Regions from separate parts of the Mus musculus genome. Here regions 1 and 3 are each linked to region 2. The links are chromatin loops, found by intact Hi-C in ENCODE. Cell type or tissue: left cerebral cortex. All regions are shown on one strand.

Region 1 (8,000 bases), 520 kb after region 2:
TTTTTTGTTTTGTTTTGTTTTGGTTTGGTTTGTTTTTTTTCAGGCTTTCTCTGTATAGCCCTGGCTGTCCTGGAACTCACTTTGTAGACCAGGCTGGCCTCGAACTCAGAAACCCTCCTGCCTCTGCCTCCCGAGTGCTGGGATTAAAGGCATGCACCACCAATCCTGGCTAGGTTTGTTTTTCTTAAGGTAAGATGTTTGTTGAACTCAATGAACAGTATTTAAAGGAGAGTATATTGAGTGTTTTTAACTTTTATGGTGTGATAAAAGTGATGAAAGTCCATCAATCTAATCAATCTATCATTTATTTTATAAATGTTTGACTGTAAATAAAAGTTCACTACTAAAGCTAGTGACCCAAGGCAGTGATATTAGTGAAGTAACATTAGCAAGTATTTTGATCTACTGCAGGAAGAAAACTCATGAAATAACAACAAAAGACAATGGATGAGAATGTTCATTCACCAAAATAAAATAAAGTTTTTAGGAACTGCTATTCCATAAAAACGAATTTGTTTTTTGATGAAATAAGTGTATTGGCTTTATAATTGGCTAAAAATAAAAATATCTTCTTGGGCAAGCTGAATTGTGCCATTTTGTATATGTAGCCAAGTGTTGAAACAACAGGAATTTCCTGGTTGATTTAAGATATTTGTACTGAGTCATGGATTAATTACATAACAACTAGGGGGCATATCCAATCAACAGAGACAAATGTGACTCGTAAATTTATTTTAATTCATAGTAAATAGTATTACAGAATAATATTCTAATGACTTTTAAGTTAAGAACAAAATAGAAAATATTAAAAAAAAAAAAAAAAACAGTCCTTAATCTTTGAAGACTGGCATATGCTGAGTCACAGGATTAGAAACAAAGGAGGCTTTAAGGCTTTGAAGGTATTCCAGACACTCATGCTGTTTTTCAAAATCAATTTAGAAAATAAGTACAAACTATATTAGGAAATAACTGCATGTCCTGGCATCCACATTTAATCAGGTGGCAGCAACTGAGTCCCCAAACAGTGATCTATAAATGAACAATGCAGCATTATTAGTAATACAGCCTCACACTTCATGAACCAAGCTAAAAATAACAGCACAGTGTAAAGCTCCTTGCCATGAGGCACCCATTGCAGAGGCATCTCTTCTGCATCATATCCTCACCCCTAAAAGGGGTAAAAAAATCAATAGAACTGTCACTGAGTCATCCACACTTCTTAACTCTGGTCCCTCCTGGCAGATGCAGCACCCGCTGCTGTTTCTGGTTCTGCAGTCTGGCCTGCTTCACCAGTGATGGTAGTTACTGGCAGTGGTAGGGATTTGAGCAGATCTGACTCAGTGTCACACAGGCCAATATTATCATGCACCCCATGAGTAAGGAGAAACTGCCAAAAATGTTCTTAATTCACAATAGGCAGATTACAAGAGTCCAAATGGAGCTGCAGTCCAGATGCTGTGGAGGAAGAGCAGGAGGAGGAGGAAGAGGAGGAAGAAAAGAAGGAGGAGGAGGAGAAAAGGGAGGAGAAGGAGGAGAGGGAGGAGAGGGAGGAGGAGGAGGAGGAGGAGGAGGAGGAGGAGAAAAGGGAGGAGAAGGAGGAGGAGGAGGAGGAGGAGGAGGAGGAGGAGGAGGAGGAGGAGGAGGAGGAGGAGGAGGAGGAAAGTGATGATAGAATTCTTTTTTTTTCTTTTCTGTTTTTGTCTGTCCCTTTTTGTTTAGTCCATAGGTCTGGAGTTTTGATGAATGGCTAATGACCCCTTTTTAGCTGTATCTTTAAAGACAGTCTTGAAGGAACCATGAGATGAAAGGATTCTACTTAGAATATAAAAGAAGATGCCATCATTCACCCTTTTCCCTGAGCCTGCGTTCTTCCTACCCAACCCTCCCTCCCTTCTTTCCTTCTCTCTTCTATCCATTGGTAACAGTTTACTACTTGACACTGATTTGGCTTTTCTCTTTTAAAAGGAAGGGATTTTTTTTTTCATTCTGAATAGTGTGTGTGTGTGTGTGTGTGTGTGTGTGTGTGTGTGTTTATGTAGGAATATAATTAACTGACAGTTTCTAAATACTTTCTTAGCCACTTTATACTGCCTTTGGCATTTTCTTCAAACTCCTTTAGTTTTTACCTTGGTTAAAATTTTAAGTTCTCAAACCTTGAATTAAGTACAAATCTATTTGTAATATAAATAGAAAAGTCATGAAGAATAAACATATTTCCATACTTTCCTGGGATATTGAAAATAGCTTTTTTACACTGGAAAAAGCACCAATTTAACCTTTCTAGCAATGAGAGAAAAGGCTGATTCACCCCCACCTAAAACAATTTGTTGTTATAACAGCACTTGTAACATAATCGCAACTACCCTATGGAGTGTTCATTGCTTTTTAGATTCACAAGAACTGTTTTTTGTTTTTTTGTTTCCTGGGTCTGTATTACATCAACATAAATTACAAAGTGGTTGGATGCATAAAATATTTAGAAAATTATCTTGCTTTAAAAAGAAATCACTTAAAGTGGTGCTATTTTCAAAGAGCTGTGCAGTCTATGATATATCAAGGATGTGAAAATGACTTTTTGTGTTAGAAAATTGGCCTTTAACAAAGCAAAAAAAAAAAAAAAAAAAAAAAAGTTAGACAATTCTAAGTGCAAAGCTATTAACTGACTGATTTCTGATCCCTGACTTCGGATGTCATCCTCAACCCAGTGACTGGCTGCTCCTCATCCTGTGGGAACAGCAGGCTTCCGAAGAGCCTTCTTTACAAATAACCATCAGTTCAGACAGAGGAGACCCAAGGAGAGCCAGTTCAATCTTTCGCATCATTACCGGCCTCATTGTTTTGCAAATCAGCCGCACAAAGTGGAACACGTGCACGAATCCTCTTACAGGTTTCTGAATGCCGGGGATTTCAGACTCTCGAATCCTGGTGATTAGCAGTAAATGAATAAGCTGCATGACAAATCGTTACCTTCACCAGATAAGAGACTAGTTTCAATTAAAGATTGCCGGTTATAGCTTGAGTTCCTCAAGATGTGTCCATCTATAATGAACCCCTGTTTGTCAGTCAATCCAGCATTATTGTGCAGTCAGCCTTACTGACACGACCTTATTCGAATAGCTCAAAACGTTATCTCTAAAGCATTCTATTTATAGTAGAAATATGTAGACCAAACCCAAACACTGTCTAATTTAACATGTGATTCCTCTCTTGGCAAATAACTCGTCTCAAGAGATTCTAAATCTCGAATTGGGGAAGTCCTGAGGCCATGAGACCAAACAAAGCATAAATGAGTTGTCTCTAGCTTGTCTGGCAAAGTTGGTTTTTTGTTTGTTTGTTTGGTTGGTTGGTTGGTTGGTTGGTTGTTTTTGTTTGTTTGTTTGTTTTGTTTTGTAAGTTGATGTTACAAATGTAACTCTTCATCACCTTTGGTCATATTTCACTATGAGTATTTGCTATGGAGTTTTAAAATTTTTGGTAATGATGTTTCAGTACAGTTTCCCACACAAGTAAAAGTCTCGAGTTGTTTATTTGGGTCTCTAACAGTGAAAGCCTCTAATTACAGAGTGCAGCTAGCAAGTCAGCTGAGCGGGCCTCACAAAACATCACGCCCAATGCCAAGGCACAGAGAGAATTTACAATGCATTTCTCACTTTACAACGTTTGGATATTTAACGTTTTGTTACTTTTAAGGTTGTAGTCATCTCTGCAATAAGATATTCTTCACCCCTGTTTTTAATCTCTTAATTAAAGAGAACTTAATCTCCACTGATGCAGAGAAATTGCCTGAGGCTGACGGCCCTGTAGGTGTGAAAATATACTTCTCTAGACTAAAATCACAGTATAGGAAACAGTTGGCACTGACCCACATTCTGACTTACTCATGTGGGCAGTTCTATGTCACTTTACTGCGGAGCGCATTTATTTGTTACACATAGAAGAGCAATATTGGTTGCGTGGAGTACACAAGGAGAGAAACGATTTCCCTCCCACTACCATCTGCTGTGGAACACACAGGTTTTCCCATACAGGTTTAGTGCAAGCTCCTGTCCTTGGAGCAGAGGCAGGCACAGACTGGGCTGTGATCACAGTGTGAACCTTCCTCCCACTCCTCAGCCCACAGACATGTTCTCAGGCTGCATTCCGATTCTGAATATAGACTTCCAAGGAGCTGTTGAAACATGAGCCACTTGGGTAAACAGCAGAGGCAGGAGATGGATTGGGTGAACTGACAGGGCCTCGGAGCGCATGCTCAGTGGCTGCTGTGCTTATGAGACCAATTCTCCTAAAATGTTGAGATATTTAAAGTTTTCACTAAATAATTATTGATTTATATTCATAAAACTAAACGCAATTTCTATGTTACTTATCCATACTAGTGAGAGTAAGGGGACACTGAGGAAAGAGTTATTTATGGAATGCTGAGTATAACTCCCGCCTGACACTCTTGTACCTTTCTGTCTCGGCCTCCCTCCACCTCTCTGTCGTTCACACAGCCTACTTGGAAGATTAGCACTATGATTACAGAGCTACAAATCCAAAGGCTTACTTTGTGTCCTTGCCTAACCATGTATAGTTTGTAGACTATTTCCTAAATTGTTTAAGGTGCTTGCTTATCTAGACTCATCCTTTAACCCCCATTGTTGTTTTACATGTATCTGTTCACAACCAAGTATATGGTAAATTTAAGAAAAAAGGACCAACATTTTCTTTATGGAGTTTACTTTCTATCTTATTCTGATACATATTTAACATTAATCAAAAAAATGTACAAATATGGGAACGATAAACGGCTCAGTGGTCAAAGGGGTCTGAGACTGAAAATCTGGATTCGTTCCACAGTGCCTACATGGTAGAATGGCAAAAAATGACTCCCAGAAGTGGTCATGACATTTCCAGATGTGCCAAAGAATATGAACACACACACACACACACACACACACACACACACACACACACACACACACACAATGAGGAAAATATTTAAAACTATAACAAAGACAAAACTGCTTTAACTGCATCATGGGCTCATAACTTTCATTGTTAGCAATGTAAGTTTTACGTTATAAAAATTCTACCCTGAAATCTAATGAACGAACTTTGAAACAGAGTGAGAAGATCTACATATAACATTGGTTACAATTATTGGGCTCTTGTTTATTGTTGTTTAAAAGGAAAGATGAAGTTAATCTCTGTTATAAGAATGGGAGGAGTGAGATTGAGAGTGAGGGCAGGGCACCCCCTACTGATTTCACCACACAGACCTGAGCAAGAATGATAGGGACCCTGTGTTCCTTCCCACACAATGTCAGCTTAGCTTATAGCCAGGGACAGGCATTTGCCATCCCCTTTTCCTTAGGCTGTCCTGGAAGCAAGCTTTTTAGTTGATAGAGAATGATTTCATCTGTGAGGTTGCAATTTTTCTGAAAAGGTGTTTATTTTCAAACTAGAATCTCTTTTCCCATAAACTTAACCCTTACTGTAATTATAATCAATTCTGCTATATAACTAATGGCCCATTACTGTCAGGTCTAAAGGAAACACCAATCCCCCAAACTCCAAAAGGCAGTCCAAATATCCAGAAACAAGCTTAATCAGGACTATAAGACTTCTGTCTGATACAAGCCACCATTCACCAGGAACTTGTGAAGCCTGGTCCTATCTACCAAAATAAGTCATTTACCTTCCAGCAGTCAAAGTAGAAATATGGCTCTCCAATTAACATATATGTGTGTTTCCTATCAGCATAAGGCAGATCCATTCTAGCCTCCAGGCTCTGTCAGTTCCTTCATATGAGTACTTGGCTTGCATCTCCAAGCCCTACACCAGGCTCCTGACCCTCCCCTTCCCACAGCTCCTCAGCATTCTTAGAACCCAGCTATCCTCACTACTCTAGGCTCCTGGTTTGCTACTCTAACCATACTCTCCCTAGCGGCTACTCTGCGCTATTATCCCCTTTGACAAATATGCCTAGTCATGTCCATTCCATTGTACCGAGGGATTGTTTATCCTGTGTTTTAAAACACACCAAAAAGGTTAAGAACACAATCCCTAATAATGCTGTAGATACTTGGAAAGGCTAGAATCTTGTTTGTGCTTTAACTTCAAAGGCTCCCCGATCTGAAAGAACTCCCTGCACTAATGTTATTTCTCAGACATTGTTTTCGAGGACTATTAATAATAATATTCCATCTGCTGTATTCCGTTTTAGCACGGATTCATGCAAGCTCACATAAATCTATGTGTAATGCATTTAGGACAGTTTCTGGCAGTGTTAAAAAAAAAGTGAACTCTGTCTTGTTTCTAAATCCCTGACCATATTTCTGCCTTTTTGTAAGGGAGGGATATGGTCTATTTTAAAATCCTATAACACCTGCCAAATATTTTAAAGACCACTTTTGGGGAAAAAAAAACAGCTAAAATCAGGCAAACCGGCAGCAATACACACACACACACACACACACACACACACACACACACACACACACACACAAAAGATTTTATATATATATATATATATATATATATACATATATATACACATACATATGTATATATATATATATATATATATATATATATATATATATCAAAGCTTATAGTATATAGTGGTATTTATTGGTAAAAAATTCTAAGTGTATGACAACAGACAAAAATAAACCAAGATTGGTGGAGGGGTTTAGAACTACTTTGGAAGCAGTATCACCTATGGTGAAACACTATCTATTCAGAGCAGACACATACACAAACTCAGAATTTCAACTGAAGAAACTGAGATTTAGACATCATAGAAAACTAGAGTGCCATCTCATGTGTAGCACATGATAGTCAGCATTCAAATCCCTGACTGTTTTCTGCTGAAGTCATTTCTGTAATCATTATGAAAATTGTTTGTGCATATGGGCTTTAGGAAGCAAACTACATTGTTATAGTTGACTGGAGTCATGTTAGATAAATCTTATTTATTATGAGATTAGTGTATATGTATTGCATTGCAGTATCAGCAAAATATACCCTGTAAGTAAAATTCATGCAATTTCTGATCTGTACAATTTTTGTAACAATTTTTTATGTGAGAGAAGAACAAATAGCTTTTTAATTATGTCCTCATTTTTTTATATTTTACAAAATGAAAAAGAATGGTATCTTAGAAATATTAGAGAAGATATTTTAACATCTCATGAATAAAATGTAAAATAAATTTGGGAGGAAGTGAATATATGTAATTTGGGAGCAAATTCATATTCACATTTTTTCATTTCTAATCTCTTCATTGTCTCTTCCACTATACATATTTTCATACTTCCATGTCCTCTTTTTTCTTAAGTAATATAGTATTTTATGTATCTCACCTCATCCTTCCTTTCTGATTCATTCATTATTATTATTCTTATAACTTAAACCATTGAAATAAATGTTAGAGTCATTGTAGGACATGGATTTGTGGTTCGAAGTCAGTTCGCAATCACTTATAAATGCTCTGTGACTTGCTTTTGATCAATACAGACAACCTCTGTTTGGGAAATAATTTTAAACTTCATCATGCATCATATGACAAACCTGATAAATTAAAAGTTATATAATATGCCAATATTTTTATACAAATCATTAAAATCAACACATTTCTCAAGTGAAATCATATTTATAGAGTTGGCCTCATAAAGAAACTAATATGAACTATATTAAAAGACATACAATGAAAACAAAAGCATTATGCGTGCGTACATTTGGCCCATTAAGCTCAAATAAAGACATTCCTAAACTTCCTTGTGAAAAAATTTAAAACATTCAGTTTTTGATTGTTTGTTTGTTTTTCATGAAAATCCTCCACTCATGTTGGAGGGAGCTCTGTGGAAGGGAAGATGGTAAAATTGTAAGAGCCACTTAAAGGGAAAGTCTTGTATTTTCTGTAATCCACATTTTTAATTTCTAAAACCTTTTAAAAAGTGGTTCCTTCTGCCCCTCCATCACACCTCTGTGGTGTTCTCATTTTGATTCTTCTT
Region 2 (8,000 bases):
AATGCTCTTTATAAATATTATATGATATTTTTATAAAATTATAAAAATATTTTCTCATTGCTCAGCAACAATATTGCTTTATGTAAGAACATGTGAACAAATCTGTCATATAATGAAAATCCTTGGGTTCATATTTTCTTGCACATATTATTGATTCTTACACACACACACACACACACACATGGTTAAAGTTTAACTCAAGATTCTCTGGACTGATAAACTGCTCATTTGAGCCCAAGATAACACTGACAGTCATAATTTATCATGTTGTAGGTTACATGGATGAAGTACTGCAATCATTTATCAGTTTACTTCTCAGAGATAAAACCATCTTCTGAATCTATTTACTTTAATTGATGGATTGTAGAAAATGGGCTGCATCTGTCACTGGCAAGAAAGGTATTTATTTATTTTAACCATGAACGTCTTTCTACAATGTATATTTTCTAGTGGAAATATTTTACATCCAAGGAAGTACCTCAATAGATTTAGAGGTCTTTTAGTTCATTAGACTTTTAGACTACATTGGTAAATTATCTGTCACTTTACCATAATTTCTGGTGGCCAACACAGATAATCACTATATAATCCCAGAGAAAATCTCTCAGAGTTCAATGTAACAGAAACTCTGAATATTTTCAGCATGCTTAAAATTTCTCATTCTATTAAATGGGAAGTTTTCTCAGTGACTTTTTAGTTAATGCTATACTGATTCTATAATTTTGTTTTTGTACTTTTGTTCTTATGGTAAAATCAGTCGAAAGTGTTTTTTTCTTCATCCATATTTACTGCACCTTTAGCCCCAGATTTCCACATGTGTTAAAGATAAACTTAGGTAGCAAGGGAGGTTCTTTCTCACAGTCTACTGGCTTCATCAGAATTGAAGAATTTGTTCTAGCTCATCATCAGAAACTACTCATAAAGATGATGTTGAACTAAACTTAAGAAATATATCTATCTGAATATATTAAAAATTGTTTTAAAAACTAAGATTCTTCTTAGATTTAGACAGACTTATTTAATGTTAAGTCCCATTCGTTCCAGCTGAATTTTGCTGTAATATGGATGTATTTCAGCCATCATTTTTGATTAATAACAGCAGATAGTAAGATAACAACACAAATTTTAAGAAGCTAACATTTTATGGCAAATCTTACGTCTCAATATTCTTTTACAGTTTTTGTTACCCTCTGGAGTCTACTGTGGACAATGTTAAAACTATTTTTAGAAGATGAAAACAAGTTTCATACTGTTTTAAAGAATTACAGAGGTTCTACCTGGTGATCATTACCCAGAAGCATAAGGCAACTGTAGAGGCTTAAGTGAGTTAGCGAAAAGAATGTTCCCTGCAATTAGTAAGCATTTATAACCTGAACAAACAGGCATGATTGATACGACTCCCAGAAAGAACTCAAAGACTCTGGGCTTGATTTATTTTATTTTCTCCTTTCTCAAAGTTCAAAGTATACTTTCTATACTTTGAGAATCTAATATCTCATGAGAAAACAAAACATTAAACAATAATGTTAAGTTTTAAGCATTTTTAATGTATGGACATGAATAGTTCCCTCAGAGGGAAGCTTTCCTGTCTTTCTCTGACCAGCTACGATCATACTGTATGAGGTCTGTACCTACCCCACTGGGTGGAGAGGAAATCCATTCCAATTCTGTTTGTTGTGCTTTCGAGTCCAGTAATAGTACTGAAAAAGAGAAGTTTTATTTTCAATGTTACAAAAAAAATTAAGCACATCTCTAAACATTTTAGGATAAATCTATTTTTTATATAAAATTGCTACTTGATGACTTAAGACTTATATAAATGCATCAAGCAGTGAAGAGCCACAAAATACAAGCATAGGAAACTTTCTAGAGGGGGAAACATATTAAATTATACATGCACTTGTTTATACCTTCAATTAAAGTATAAAAAATATATTCCCAGTGAAACTAACATAAAAATGAGTTTAGAAAGCTAAGCTCAGGTACAATGGTTGTGCAGTAATAACATACAAGATCTTTGGAAGTCAGGGAGTTCACTACATTTAAAGACACGAACCTACTAAGATATCATCCCCACACTACTATTCAGCCTGGCTCCACTTTTCAATATTCTACCAGCGATACTTCCTATCGTCTCTTGACAACTGGGGTTTAATATTTAAAGGGGAAAACCCTCATAGCACCTTGCCTTCTATCAATATGAATATAGAAATGTTAAATCTATGTTAAACAATGCTACCATGAGGAACAAGTCTCTGTTATCTACAAGCTGTGCTTTTAAACAAGACAACCATCAGCTTTCAAATATATATATATTTGAAATTATATATATATATATATGTATATATATATATATATAATTTTAAATTGGACATTTTTCAACATACTAGCTATTCTCTAGATGGGTTAAGCTCCCAGCTGACTTTTACAAGGAGTTGTATTCCATCTTTAGACTACCAAAAACATAATTAATATTTATGAAAATTGTGATTAAAGTATTATTTGTATTAATGGAATAATTCATTAGAATGTTACCTGTTATAACACATTATGCTTTCAGTTGGTCATGATGTTACTCTAAGATAATTATTCTTATAAAATACTTACTGACCGAATTGATTTTAGAGCTACATAGCTTTGGTGTTTTAAAACAATATTCCTGACTGTCAGCATTTTCACAAATAATCTATTGGTCCAGAAATCATCGTGAATATTCTTTACATATGCTTAATGTCACCTCCAGGAAATTGTTCAAATTTTGACTTGAAAATATGTACTCAGATAAACTTCTTAATATTGAAACATATTCAGACTCCAATTTTAAAAGGTTTATGCTTTGAAAGGTAAAGAAGACGGGTGTTGAGAGACAAAAGAAGAGTAGATGATGCGCTCAGTTCCTTCTCCAGGAGTCAAAGTTATCCCCAGTAAATGGAAACAGATAGATACAAAAACAGGAGTCTGGTTTTAGTGTAGTGCATTTAAGATTGTCGGGGGGGTGGGGGAGAGGGATCGACTCCCTTTCAATTAAAAATACAAGTCACTTATAAATTTTCAATTTGTGTTCTAACTTGGAACACCAGTAAGTCGTTGGATTAGTGTATTCAGAAGAGCAATTGAGAAAGGATAGTTTCACAATACCTTGAGAAGGGATGAAGCCCAAGGAAACAAATTCAAGTCACAGAACTCTCTTTTGGAATTTATTGTGGGGGATGGGGAGCTTTTATATTGACAACAACCAGTGGATTTTAAACCTACATGACCTTTTGGGGTTAGTCTTAAGAATGAAATGAACCCTGAGATTATCCTCTCCTGCTATGCCTTTCCCCTCGGCTACCTGCTGGCCGGCAACTTAGCAAAGAAACCGGCAAATCAAGAGGAAGTAGAAGGTGGCCACCGAGCTGGCGAGGCTTTCGGAAGCTCTGGAGTGCTGAATGCAATCGCCCCGTGACCGTCTTCCCTCTGGACTGCCGTACCGAGTCAGCCTCACTGCGCGCCCCGGAGAAGGCACAGGGCAGCTGGCCGCTACCGGGAGTCCAGAGCCGCGGCTCTGCGGTGAGCCTGGAGGCTCCAGCGCTGCCCGAGCATCAGGGCGGGGCGGGGCGGGGCGGGGCAGCCAGACGGCTGCGCCCGCCAACCTAGCGTCCATTACACTTCCAGACCTGGGACTCCAGGGAGCGGGTGGCGCCCAGCCTGGGCAGGAGTCGCGAGGAACAGACGGGCTTTCGGGAAGCGCCTCCTCTGAGGGCGCGGCGGCGGTTGTACTGTCGGGATGGAGAGCAGCGGCCGCAATTAGCCTCAGCGTTCCCGGGCCACTCCTGCCGCGCTAGGGAACCGGGAAAGGGGACCCGGGAGGTTGGTCGCCACCCCAGCTGCCCTAGAGGCCGCGCACCTGCTCGCGGCGCTGCTGGCCAAGCTCCTTGGGTGCCGTGATGCCCCGGGCCACCTCCGGGTAGCAGCGCTCAGGGAACGCCACCGCCTGATTGCGCGCCGGAGCGCCCCGAGCGTCGCCACCGAGAAGTCGGGCGCGTTCCCTACCACCTGCCTCTTAAACATCTTGTCTGCATCTAAAGAACTCAGGCTCCGAGAATCAGAACCCTCTCCACGTAGCACCGGAGGAGGAGAGCAAGAGAGGCCTGCTGGCTGCAGGCACCTCTCCCCCTAGTGATGCAGTTATTTATAGCTCAAACTCCTGCTGGAGTCTGCCAGAGCTCGCGCGCGCCGCTTCGCCGTGCGGGGCAAACTTTTCCTTAGATCCCGCTATTCCGGAGGAATCGGGACAAGGTGGCAGGGTGTCGGTTTCTGGTCACCAAAGTCAAGAGGCTTGAAATGTATGTTTGATGTGTGTGTGTGTGTGTGTGTGTGTGTGTGTGTGTGTGTGTGTATGTGTGTGTGTAGCAGATGCTGGTCCACCTGCAGACATAACCATCAGCTCAGAGGCACGTTTTTCTCTCAATGGATTCAGCGTCAACACAGACTGCAGATGTGCAAAGTGGGGCCAGAAGGTCAGGCTGTTCCAAAGTAGGGTACTGTACCGGGTTGGGGATGTTGAGTTAACGAAGAAGGGTGGACGAAGAGAATAAAGAAAAGCCGCGTGAAATCTTAAGTTTTAGGAATAAAAGAATCGAGGACCAGTATGCCCCCTCCCTTTAGTACTGCTATGACCTAAATCTAACAGATCTCTCGCCCTCCACACCCCCGAACAGGCTTCTAAAGTATCCAAGAAATCAACCTTAGAAACGCAAGCTTGTCAGATGAGGTACCGGTATTGTGACACTGCTTAGCAGCAAGACACTTCCTTTGACAGGATTTATTTTTCCCCAGCTCCAACTACAGGCACCAAAAGGTATTTTACCTTTTGCCAATGGTTCAAAGGAGACGCAGGGAAAAATACCCACGTACAGGCGTATCCTGTGGTCAAAAGAAGCCTCCCCTCGCGTACCAGAACTCGTCCCCAGAGGCCAGGACTGGCTACTTGGACTCCCGGAGTACCGGACCTGGGCCAAGTGACGGGAGACTTCTCACTCGGTGGCCTCTCCGTGCAAACTGCCGGCTGCGGCCAGTCCTCCCGGCGGCGGGTCGAGCCCGAGCCCCGCGCGCTGCCTCCCCTCGCGGCCGCATTGTTTCGAGCGGCAGCCGAGCGCCCACCGCAGGCCCGCGCCGCTGCCGCCGCCGCCGCCGCCGCCGCCGCAGTGAGCGAGTCGGCGGGAGCCCGAGCGCTCGCAGCCACGGAAGTCTCGGCTCCTCCGGGGAGGCTGGGGGCGACGCGGAGCTCCACTCCCCAGGTTTCGAACCAACTCTCACTGTGGCGTCCACGGCAGGCCGACCGCAAGAGAAGGAGCAAACGCGGCGGTTGGAGCTGAAGACCCGAGATGCCGGATGCAAAGGAGCTCGCTCGCCCTTCAGCCTCGCCACCATGGCCCCCCGAGCTGCCCGGCTGCAGAGCGCGCGCCAGTCCCCGGCCACCCCTTGGAGCTCCGGGGCCCCGACTAGTCCCGGCCGGTCGCCTCTGGTCGATTGGAACTGAGGGCGGGGAGGGGGCGGGGGGTCGAGGGAGGGTCGCCCGGCGCCGGAGGCGCGGCGGCCAGCGCCGCGGACCCGTCGGCTCGTGCAGGTAGACAGCGAAATAAATAAGTCAGAACAAACTTTGCTTTCCTCTGGCCTTACCTTCCTTCGCAGCCTGCGCCTCCCCCGTGTGTGCAAAGCCAAGCAGCCAGATGTAACACAAAATAATCCACGAAGGGAACCGAGTTTGAACAACCATGGTGCATGAGCAGGTTTGATTTTTTTAGGCTGCAGTTGGGTCGCAGCTCTTTAGATGCTGTTTGCTCCGAAGTGGGTTATTATTGTTGTTATTATTGCGCTCCTCGCATCGATCCCCTTCTGGGTCCCAGGCCGTCTGCTCCACGCTTAGCTGTTTGATTTCTCTCTCCCCCCTCCGGTTCGTTCGCACCGTGTTTGCTGCCTGCAAGTCTCCGACTGCAGACCGGCCGCTTGCTCCACACTCCAATAATATCAATTAGGGGGGAGGAGGCGGGGCTACGAACCCAGAGCCTCCGCCACTCCGACTGAGTGGCAGCCGCAGCCCGCCTGCTAGGCGGCGATTCCCACGGCCGGGGGGCGGGTCCCTACGAAGTGGCCGCCTCTACCTTGGAGGCGGGGTCCTGAGCAGGAGCCAATCAACGCCGAGCGGAGTCGGGTTGCGAGTCCAGGATTCCCTCCCAGATCGGTTGCCGGGAAAGCGGGGACGAGCCGCGTTAGGCCAGCGGCGTGCAGTCGGGAGCACTTGGCTTTTAGCTACTGCAGCTTCACTGAGCTGAATAAACCCGAGAATAACTCTCCCGTCTTACACTCCTGTATATAGCAGTGCTGCTCAACGTCTTCTAGACGGCATAGGCGAAACAAGCCTTCCCTCAACTACCAATCACCGACCCCGACCCGGACAGTGAAACTGAGCTATGCTTTTAGAACGCCTTTTACTTTTTTGTTAGCAGCCTCAGCAGGTCGGATAACTTTGGTTTTCTGCCTTTTTTCTTTCTTTCTTTTCTTTTCCTCTCTTTTGTTTTCAAAAGTTTGAACTTCTGTTCTGTAACTCGAGAGGCATGTTTAACTACTACTCCCCTATCTCTGGAAAAATAAAATTAATCAAAAGTGCCCCCCGCCCCCCAAAAGAAAACCTTTCAATGTTTGCCTGAGTTCACAACAACCTATGACAAAAGAAACAGGGAAAGTGGGGCTGGAGAAAGGAAGTCTTTTGTTTTATGCTCGCCTCTTCTCTCCTTCTATCTTCAGTTTCTTCTCAGGCAAAATAGGACCTTAGAAAACGTTTCTTGTCGTTTTTACTTACATGCTTCTCATTTTCTGGGGTCTTTCATAGGTTGCTCTACTTGAATTGTTTCCCATTTCGCTGTGTAAATAACATTCAGTTCTAAAGAAAGCCGCCAGGTACTAAATTCACATAGCCATTCCTTCTACTTGGGCAAACATTTACTATTTTCTGTAGTTAGTCCATAATTATTCTGTAATTATCTTTCTAAAAAAAGCTAAGACTAAAAATGTAACCAACATTTCCACTTGAATTCACCCAATCCTAGCTACAAGAAAAAAGTGTGTGGAGAAATCTGTTTTCCATTAGGCAGTTTTGCACACTTTGCAAGCAAGAGGTGGTTGACATTGTAAAATGAAAATCTTAAAAATGTAATGGCCAAATCATCTATGTCAAGGGTCACACTGAGTAGATAAGTACGTCATATTTTAAGATGGATTTTCCTTTTATTGTTCTATATTTTTAAAGAAAAGGAAAGAAAAATAAACACTCATTGATGATCAGCCTTTATTTCTGATGGACAAAAAGTTCAACCTCGGACTTCCTGGTTGACCTCTGGAAATGTGTGCTGGTTTCTCTCTGATATGTACAGGAGGGATAGTGTAGATAAAAAGAGATTACAGCCCCCAGATTCTTTTCTATTTTTACGGTTTTCTTCTGTTGTTTAACTTGCCTAATATAATTATACCAAAGAAAGAAATGAAGTTTTCCTTCTTTTCCAATCACGTCGCTTCTGTAGTTTATGTATTAAATTTTACGTATTGCTAGACATTAGGTCTATTGAATATTTTAGAAATTATGCTTAAAAGTCTCTTAAGTGCCCTTTAAAGATGCATAAGAAATGGAAAAGGCTTCATAGATTAATCTTGGAAGGAGACAAAACAATATAGGCAAAGCACACTGGTTACAGAGAACACGAAGCCTTATTAACCCAAACAGATGCAATCAGGGTAAAAGTTGGAAGCTCAAAGTCAGAATTAAAAATATAAATCACTCTTTAAGCTTTAAAAACTCACAAAATCACAAGATGATATGTATTAAACAATTTCTAATCGTCAAAATAAATTTTCCAAGGTTTCGACATTTTCTCTGAGGTCTCAACATCCTAGATTGCCACCAAGATAGCTTCAACGGTTTAAAATACCCCTTTCATCTACTGAAGGACTCCTACTTGGTG
Region 3 (8,000 bases), 53 kb before region 2:
GGAGGCCCTTTGGAAGCCAAAAATAAATAAACAAGTAGGTAAAAGAAGAAGAAAAACGTATACAAACAAAATGAACAGTAGCATCAATGAAGAACATGAAAATAGAATACAGCTAACGTGATTTCTTTCACATAAGCACTGAATCGTAGTTACCAGAGAAGTTATATAAGCCCTCTATGAATTCACTCCATAAGAGGCTTCATTTCTTTTTGGTTTATGTTGAACAAGAACAGGACAACAACTGTCTTTCTATTTTTGCCACAGCCGTTCACAATGTTTCTTCTAAGAAATTAAGAAAGTTAGCACACCCAAGGGGAAAAAAAAGTTATGTGATAGTTTTCTTTTGAGCCATATTAAGGTAAACACACTGACTTCATTCACATTATGCTCAAGAGATACTGATAGCAATGAGTGGGTCTGCTATTTGGGCTTCTCAAATATTCATTAATTTTTTAAGCACCAAAATGGAAGACTGGTTCTTGTTTATCACCGAGACTTTAATTCAGAAAACACTATTTAGTCACATTTGATCCACTGTATGACCAGTAATGTGTAATATTTTCTAAGAAATACTATATGTAAAGTGTTAGTAAACGCCTCTTAAATGGTGAGAGGTAAAGTTATACTAACATTTCTATTTAACTAAATCTATTTATTAAAATGTTTTTTTAAATTTTTTATTGGTTAGTTTATTTACATTTCAAATGTTATCCCCCTTCTCTGTTCCACCTCCAAAATGCCCCATTCTACCCACCCCCACCTCCTGCATCCACAAGGGTGTTCCCCCCACACCCCACCCCTGCCCTAGCATTCCCCTTCAAGCATCAAGCCTTCACAGGACCAAGGGCCTCCCCTCAAAGTTTCAAACTTGAGGTCTGCCTAAGTGATGCTCCTTTGAGGGCTGCAAATGAATGAAAAGGAGATCTAAGCCATTCTTTCTGTGGCTTGAACTTACTCGTGCATGCAACGTATGGTGGATCAGAAGGAGCTCTGTAGTACCCATCTTCACATTCACACCTGGATGATCCTTCTCGGTCAGAGAAGCTGTGGGTTGGACAACGAGAACACTGGAGATCCTGAGAGGAAGATTTGTAGAACCTGCGGCCACAGGCTGGAGAGGAGAGAGGTAGGACAGAGTAAGGTGAAGTGGGCCAGTACTGACTGTGACGTCAGGGGATATTCAGGAAAAAAAAAAAAAGAGAGTGTATCTCTTTTGTGAACAATAAACTTCCCATGACCTAATATATGCTTTAACATGTTGTCACAGGGGAAAACCATGATACATTTTAAAACCAAAAAAAAAAAAAAAAAAAAAAAAAAAAGTACAACTGCACAATAGAGAAAATGTGCACTTGCAGCGGGTCTCAGTGCAATGCTAAATATTAGAACACTGAAGAGTCCATTGATGGTCTCAAGTAAAAACAGAGAACCTTCAAATCAACATTCGAACTGCATAATCACTAATAATGATACACAAACTTCCACCTGGATATGGCTGAAATGCTTTGCTCCAAATTTCCGGGGACTCCAAGCCTCAAGTTGATCACATGACAGTTATACAGTAGGCTCCTCTCCATTTTCAAACCATTTTTGTTAAAGAAACACTTAAATATCAAGTCCATTACAGAGAAAGTCATATATGCCCTGGAGTGGATGGCGTTCATGTTCTCCTGGGCTCAGGGAGGTGTAGTGCTCAGGAAGCCAGCAATTGCTCTAGGCAGTGAGCAGAGAGCCATAGATGCTGCAGCTCCTTCCCCAGCTGGCTACTGCCACTCACTCAGACCCCACTGTGTGAGGTACCCATGCGGCAATTAGTCTTCTTAGATATTTTATATGCTCATGATTATCTTCAGTTCAAATTTTGCAAGTTGAAAATTTTTTTTATTATTTCAACATCGTGACTATTTCTTAAGGATACTCTAAATATGTGAAATATCATTCTTTATATTTATTAAAATAATACATAAGTACTTTGAGTTTTATTGAGAAAACAGATATATCTAAAGAAACATTAGTGAATATTTTACACCTATTTTAAATTTTTAATTTTTTGTGTGTTATTTTAAAATGAGATCTCTCTCTCTCTCTCTCTCTCTCTCTCTCTCTCTCTGTAGTCCTATGTATTTTATTTAGAGCAGGGAGGCCTTAAATTTGTAGACAGCAGCCTGCCTCTTTCTTCCAAGTGCTGGGGATAAAGGCACATGATAGCATATTAAGCTCTAAAGTTTTAATCTCTACTTGAAGGTTTAGATTGATCTCCTTGTGTGCTACTCAGAAGAAAAAAAATCTGATTCAATTCCCTGGATAGTACTTGATACTTCAAAGGGTGTCATATTTCCTAAAAGTTTGAGTCATACTTTGCTTTTGTTTACATGCTCAATATTTTTGTATACAGCTTTGAAGTGTTAAAAGGCTTATTATTATTTAGGATTTGAGCAATTAATGCTGTTTACAAGATAAGCATGTTAAACAGCATACATTTAACTTATAGACATACAGATAATCAAGAGCACTTCATCTTGTTGTAAATGTAAGATTCACTACTACCCTCAGAACCTGGTCCTCTAAACTGTGTTTTCCAGTACACACAAGTGGGAAATGGGAGCAATCACATTAGACAAAGACACACAGCGCAGCCTTATGTATTCTCAATAGCAACTATTACACACAAGGTACAGAGAAAGCAGGGCAGCTCCACAATACCACGTCACAGCAAAATTAACGACACGTGCAGATTTGATCTTGCCCTATTAAAGATGTTCACTGGTAAGAAAGAGTCTAGTATAAACTTCTCAGACCCCCTCACACAAAACTGTTACTTTATCAAGATCCACTGTATCTTGCTTCGTGCTCCATCGGTACACAAGGATAAAAGATACAGTGGGAGAACACAGAGAAGGTACTGCTTCTTGAAACAGTGAGGCTTAGAAATGTCAGATAGTCTCTCCATGTCACTGATATCATTTATTTTTAACAGACTGTGGTCGAGATCGAACACATGAAGGGGAGCACAATATCACTATGACTTGATATTTAGCAGGTAAGGATTTCAGGGAGCAAGCTAAGGCTCACTAGTGGAATCTCTGCCAGCCTCCATGTTAGAAAGTCAAGTTCCCAATGAACACTCATGATGTTGGGAATGTATCTATAATATGTAAGGTTGAGAAATTTAAAAGTCTTACTGCTCATCTTTCAAATTGCATTAAATTGTATTTCCCCTTTAACAGATGGGGAAACAGATTTGAAGCAAAAGTAACCTGAATTTGTCAAATAATTCCACTTGCCTGCGTTAAAGCTGGATTTAGAAAACAGGTCTGCACACAGAAAACCGTATGCTGGTCATGACAGGAGTCTCAGTTCCGTGCTAGCTCTCAAGAATTTTAGTTACTTTCAGTAATCTTGTAATTTTCAATAGATATATTATCTCTTTTATGTACTGCTACTAAGTTACTACGATTATTTTGGTTTAGAAGTCTATGTAATAATACTCTAATACATTTTAATGAAAGATATTAAATAGACCATCTCAATTTCACTATGAATTCTGGCACCACACAATTATGGAATGCATTCATGGCTATAATTAAATAAGGGTAATACTAGAAAAATGTTCGTAATTCTTTCCTTTGAAGTAATATTTGGTTTAGTGCAGGTAACATTGAAAATTATAAGTTGTAACAAGTTAGTTTATCTAACCTCAAAGGAAACTATCAATTTAGAGTTATTAAAAGTAAGTACCAATTCTTTAGAGGCAGCATATTAAAATAAAAGCAAGAGCGTGTAAAAGAAGAACCTTTGTATCTGGCGATAACAGTGAGCAAGTGGGTGGTAAAATCCTTGGGAAGGAAGTAACAGATGTTCTTAAAATTAGAAACTGAGATAAGCTATCTATGTAAAATAGCTAAAGTCAAATACTCGATGAGATAAACTTATAAAGTAGCCTAATCTGGAATGAGCATGAAACAGAATTCAGTCTCCCAAATACTACAAAATGGCTGCACGGGAAGTCTGGCAACTTTTCTGTCTGAAAGTGCAGGTGGTTTTCTAAAACGCACTAGAAGAAGACTTCAGAGGTAAAGGCATGCAAATGCACAAAGGGACAGTTTCTGTACCAGGTCGTATGGATCATCTAAGAAAGACTGCATAGGAACTGTGAGATAACCATTTAAAATTTCCTTCTCTTCTTTTACATCTAAATTAGCTCCATGAAACTTGAACTCAAAGCCACTTTTCAGGGTGTTTAATCCTATAGAAAAATAAATTGCACTAAGAAACACACCAGTGTAATGTCCTGCCTGCTAAGCTTCCCTCTTTTGCAATTGATCCTAAGTGTAAAGGAGCATGGTGTTGCATTCACTGAGAGTGAGGATATGTGTAAAAACTGTGTCAAATATTTAATTGTCTATATAAAAATAATTTCTCACCTATGACTTTAACAACAGTTTTCTGTGTTATGGCAAAGCCCTGAATTCGATTCTTTTGATTGATCTTTCTGTCCTTGAGCCCTTATATGAAAAAATAAATTTACTAACCTAACTCAATTTTTGTATACTAAGTGAGTTTTGAATTTTTTTTTGTCTGTTTCTTAAACAGAAAACCAGATGAAGAAAGATTCTAGGAAAGTTCCATATACTAGACTTCCAGAACTTTCTCTATTGTATCTGTAAAATTTTATGACAGCATACAATAAGATCTGTTGTTTGCTGCCATGAAAAAAAAAAACCCTAGATTTTAATATTCAAATATTTTTATGACAATATGTCCTTCTATATTGTAAACTTATTCAAATAATATTTGCAACTCAAATTCCTTTTAAAAAGCACAAAAAGGCAGTCTGGTTTAGCACTTATAAAATAATTACATAAGAAAAGTATTATTAATGGACCCAACTTCTAAGTACAAATATAGTTAAGACAGTTGACTCTATAAGCCTGTATTTGGTTCTCCTTTTGCATTCCTACTAATCACATTACCACAGTTGCCTTCCCTGGATTCCAGGTGTTAGAGCAATGAGGGCCCTGGCTTCCGAGTTGATTTCTGTCTAATGCAGTCAGCAGAACAATCAGAGCTCTGTTTGAAAGAATGCATGCTCTAAATGAACATTCCTTAAGTCCACACAAAAACACTAAGCATCGTTCACTCTGCTCCAGGCTAGGCAATAAAGCTAAAATGGCTCCTCTCCCTTCTACACCAGTGTTCAAATATCAAGACTGGGTTTGGTTCTTTTACTTTATAACCTATGGATATCTGATTATTTAGTGCATAATCAAGACTGGAATAATGGCAATATCAATGGTCATGTTAAAGTGTGTGTGTGTAGGAGGTGGGAACATCGTGGTATTTCACCTAGAGACAAAGAACTACCAGAAGATAACAGACTGGTAGGAGAAAGAAAATCAGCCTTTCCCAGGGATAAGCATCTATATTAGTTTTCCAAGCTGAGTTATCAGCCTTGAACATATCCCCAACAGATTATATTTATATATAGCTCTCTGTCTCTGTCTCTCTGTCTCTGTGTGTGTGTGTGTGTGTGTGTGTGTGTGTGTGTGTGTGTGTTTGAATAAAAATCAAAGAAAAGAAAGTTATCAACTTAAGGGGAAATGGAAGGATCTGAGGGAGGGGACCTGGGAGAGAGGAGACGGAGGAGTAGGGAGAAATGTAATTCTATTTCATTTAAAATACATTGAAATAAATAAATTAACAATCAAATATATAAAGGTCCTCTTTATATGATCCACTGAACTTAAGGATGTTCGGGGAAGACTTCCTGCTTGGGAGTGGGCACTTCCACCGATGTCAGGCACACTTGACATTACCCTTGACATTTGACTAGAAATCCATATCTTGTTTGGAGATTCATATTGACTGTATATTAGGAGAGTTTTGAAAAGACACAATTTCCTTGACTAAGTAACAGTTATTAAATCATGATTGGGCCCTGGATATTTTTGTTTTAAAAATTATTAATTTGTATTCACTTTATGAAATGGTGGGTTCAGGGGCTTGCTGACCACACAATTAGGCTTAAAAGCCAGGCACAGTGGCATTCCCTTGTGACCCCAGGCCTGGCAGGTGGAGACAGTAGGATCATAGGAAGCTTGCTGGCCTGCCAAACTGGCAAGCCCTGTGTTCAGTAAGAGACTCTCTCTCAAAAGAAAAAAAAAAGTGGAGAGCAATCCAGAATGATGCTAGCTATTGACTTTAGCTGTCTACACACACATCTGCATACAAATGCATATATCACAAAGAAAATTGAAAATCATAGTAGATTTAATGTACGGCAATTTCATGCATGTCACAATCTTTGCTCATATTGGATATTTCTGTGTTTTAAAGTAAATCACGTTTTCATTACCAGCTTCTGAAGATCCTATGTAGTTCTTAAAATTATAGATGGTCATGTAAGATGCACAACAAAAAGTAATCTTACCTCAATTTAAAAGATCATGATTTAGAGTAACAAGCTACCCAAACCATAAGACTTAAAGAAATATTACAAAATAAAAACACCCCTATAAGCCAATCAAAACCGGAAACAAATAACTATTATGAAATGAAAACACACATAAGGAAATCACAGAAAATAAATATTTCTGTACCGAAGATATATAGAAGATCATAGGCACCTACAAGGATGTAGAAAAGCATTAGTCACTACAGAAGAGCATGTCACAGGCATATGAGACCCATCTACATTGAAGAAGATGGCTGCAGTTGCAAAGGCTATTTAAAAAGAGAGCTAGAAAAAGGCATGAGAGTGGGAAAATTACATAGGAGGGGCATCCAGAGGAGTTGAAGGGGGCCTGGAATGGACATAATCGAGTATAGCATTACCGCAGAATAAATATAAAAGCAAAACTAAACATGGCAAAATCACCAGAAGAAAAATTAGCAACAAAACAGAGAAATGGGAAATAGAGTAAGTGGCTCTACCATGACCATGAGGATGTGACAGTTCCTCACATGGGTAAATGTTGTAGCCATGAAATGTAATGGAATATATGTATTTACCAAAAACAAACAAACAAAAACCCCAACACCCCTAAATACTGACACACACAGGGCAGTACAAATAACCTGACACACGAAGGAACAAAGTTACTGCCTCTTATATATGTTAAATATCCAAAGCAGGTAAGTATCTACTGATAGATGTAGATTTATGGTCATGGGGAGCAGAAACAAGCAGAGGTGAGTGCTGTTAGTGGGAAGTGTTTCATGGTGGTGGTGATGCCAATGGCCTGACAGTAATGTGCAGTGGCTATGACTATGGGACACTTAAATTATGACCTTCAACAGTTGCTCTATATGGCATAGGAACTGTATTGCATTATAGCTTTAATAATTAAGTCTAATAATAATACAACTTCATATCTGAATGTTCGAGCAGGCAAACGTTAGGGAAAATACAATGAATTAACTGGGCATATAAATTCTTTTTCAACAAATACACTCTGTATGTGAACATTTTGTAACATTTATATGTAAGAAATTACTAGCAAATCACTAATAACTTACATGATCATCGTCTTTCCCCATGTTTATTCTGTGTGCAGTTTACAGTTGCAGAGCTTAACTCTTATCTGCACAGAAACTTAGGATGTAAAAGAAATGATTAACAGTTCAAACTTATAGTTATGATTGTATAGTATAATTTTAGTTTAAGTTTTGCCCTTCCGTTTTGCTATGGTGTCTTATATAGGTTGAACTCATCACAAACACACTAAGCAGCTGAGGTTGGAGCAGCATCAAAATCAAACTTCCAGTCGTCTGTGTCTACTAATGCTAGGCTCAGTCATGAACCACAGTGTCTGACTACAGGAGAGACCTTGGATCCATCAGATTAGAGCTGTATATGAGGGAGTCAGTGACCGCATCGTGCACAGTCTCCTTGTTTCCCCGTTACTTTGTGAGGCAAAGGTCCTTTGCTTCCCCTGAACCATCCACACTCCAACTCCCTGTGTGCTAAGGGAATAAAACTAGATTCCTCTTGCTCAGGT

The links. Hi-C counts contacts between places; a loop is a spot of excess contacts. Peaks named below come from ENCODE experiments on the same cell type or tissue, not always from the same donor. Only the 100,000 strongest peaks of a DNase experiment are listed, where the experiment ranks them.
Region 1: a loop joins it to region 2, with 2.4 times the contacts of the local background. A loop is called at or near these places in 3 of 42 quality-filtered maps.
Region 3: it touches region 2 in a loop (6-fold over the local background); 3 of 42 quality-filtered maps call a loop at or near these places.

Annotation. Positions count from the first base shown.
Region 1 is chr4:28,295,156-28,303,155 of GRCm38, reverse strand. All of the region lies in intron 2 of Gm52725 (a long non-coding RNA gene), which reads right to left. Among named protein-coding and RNA genes, the nearest start is that of Gm25378, 66 kb to the left of the region's middle. In left cerebral cortex, no CTCF peak of the experiment used is centred here; DNase peaks (open chromatin) are centred at 1,262, 2,945, 4,060 and 5,267; H3K27ac peaks cover 1,321 bases.
Region 2 is chr4:28,811,145-28,819,144 of GRCm38, reverse strand. Epha7 (Eph receptor A7) reads right to left here and starts at 6,014. Exons shown (of 17, transcript NM_010141.4): 1 at 5,665-6,014; 2 at 1,636-1,700. The coding sequence starts at 5,761. In left cerebral cortex, CTCF peaks have their summits at 4,140 and 4,843; DNase peaks (open chromatin) are centred at 4,198, 4,801, 5,296, 6,131 and 1 more place; H3K4me3 peaks cover 5,399 bases; H3K27ac peaks cover 3,035 bases.
Region 3 is chr4:28,863,668-28,871,667 of GRCm38, reverse strand. Epha7 (Eph receptor A7) reads right to left here. Exons shown (of 17, transcript NM_010141.4): 4 at 956-1,111; 5 at 1-7. Among named protein-coding and RNA genes, the nearest start is that of Epha7, 55 kb to the right of the region's middle. In left cerebral cortex, no CTCF peak of the experiment used is centred here; no DNase peak of the experiment used is centred here.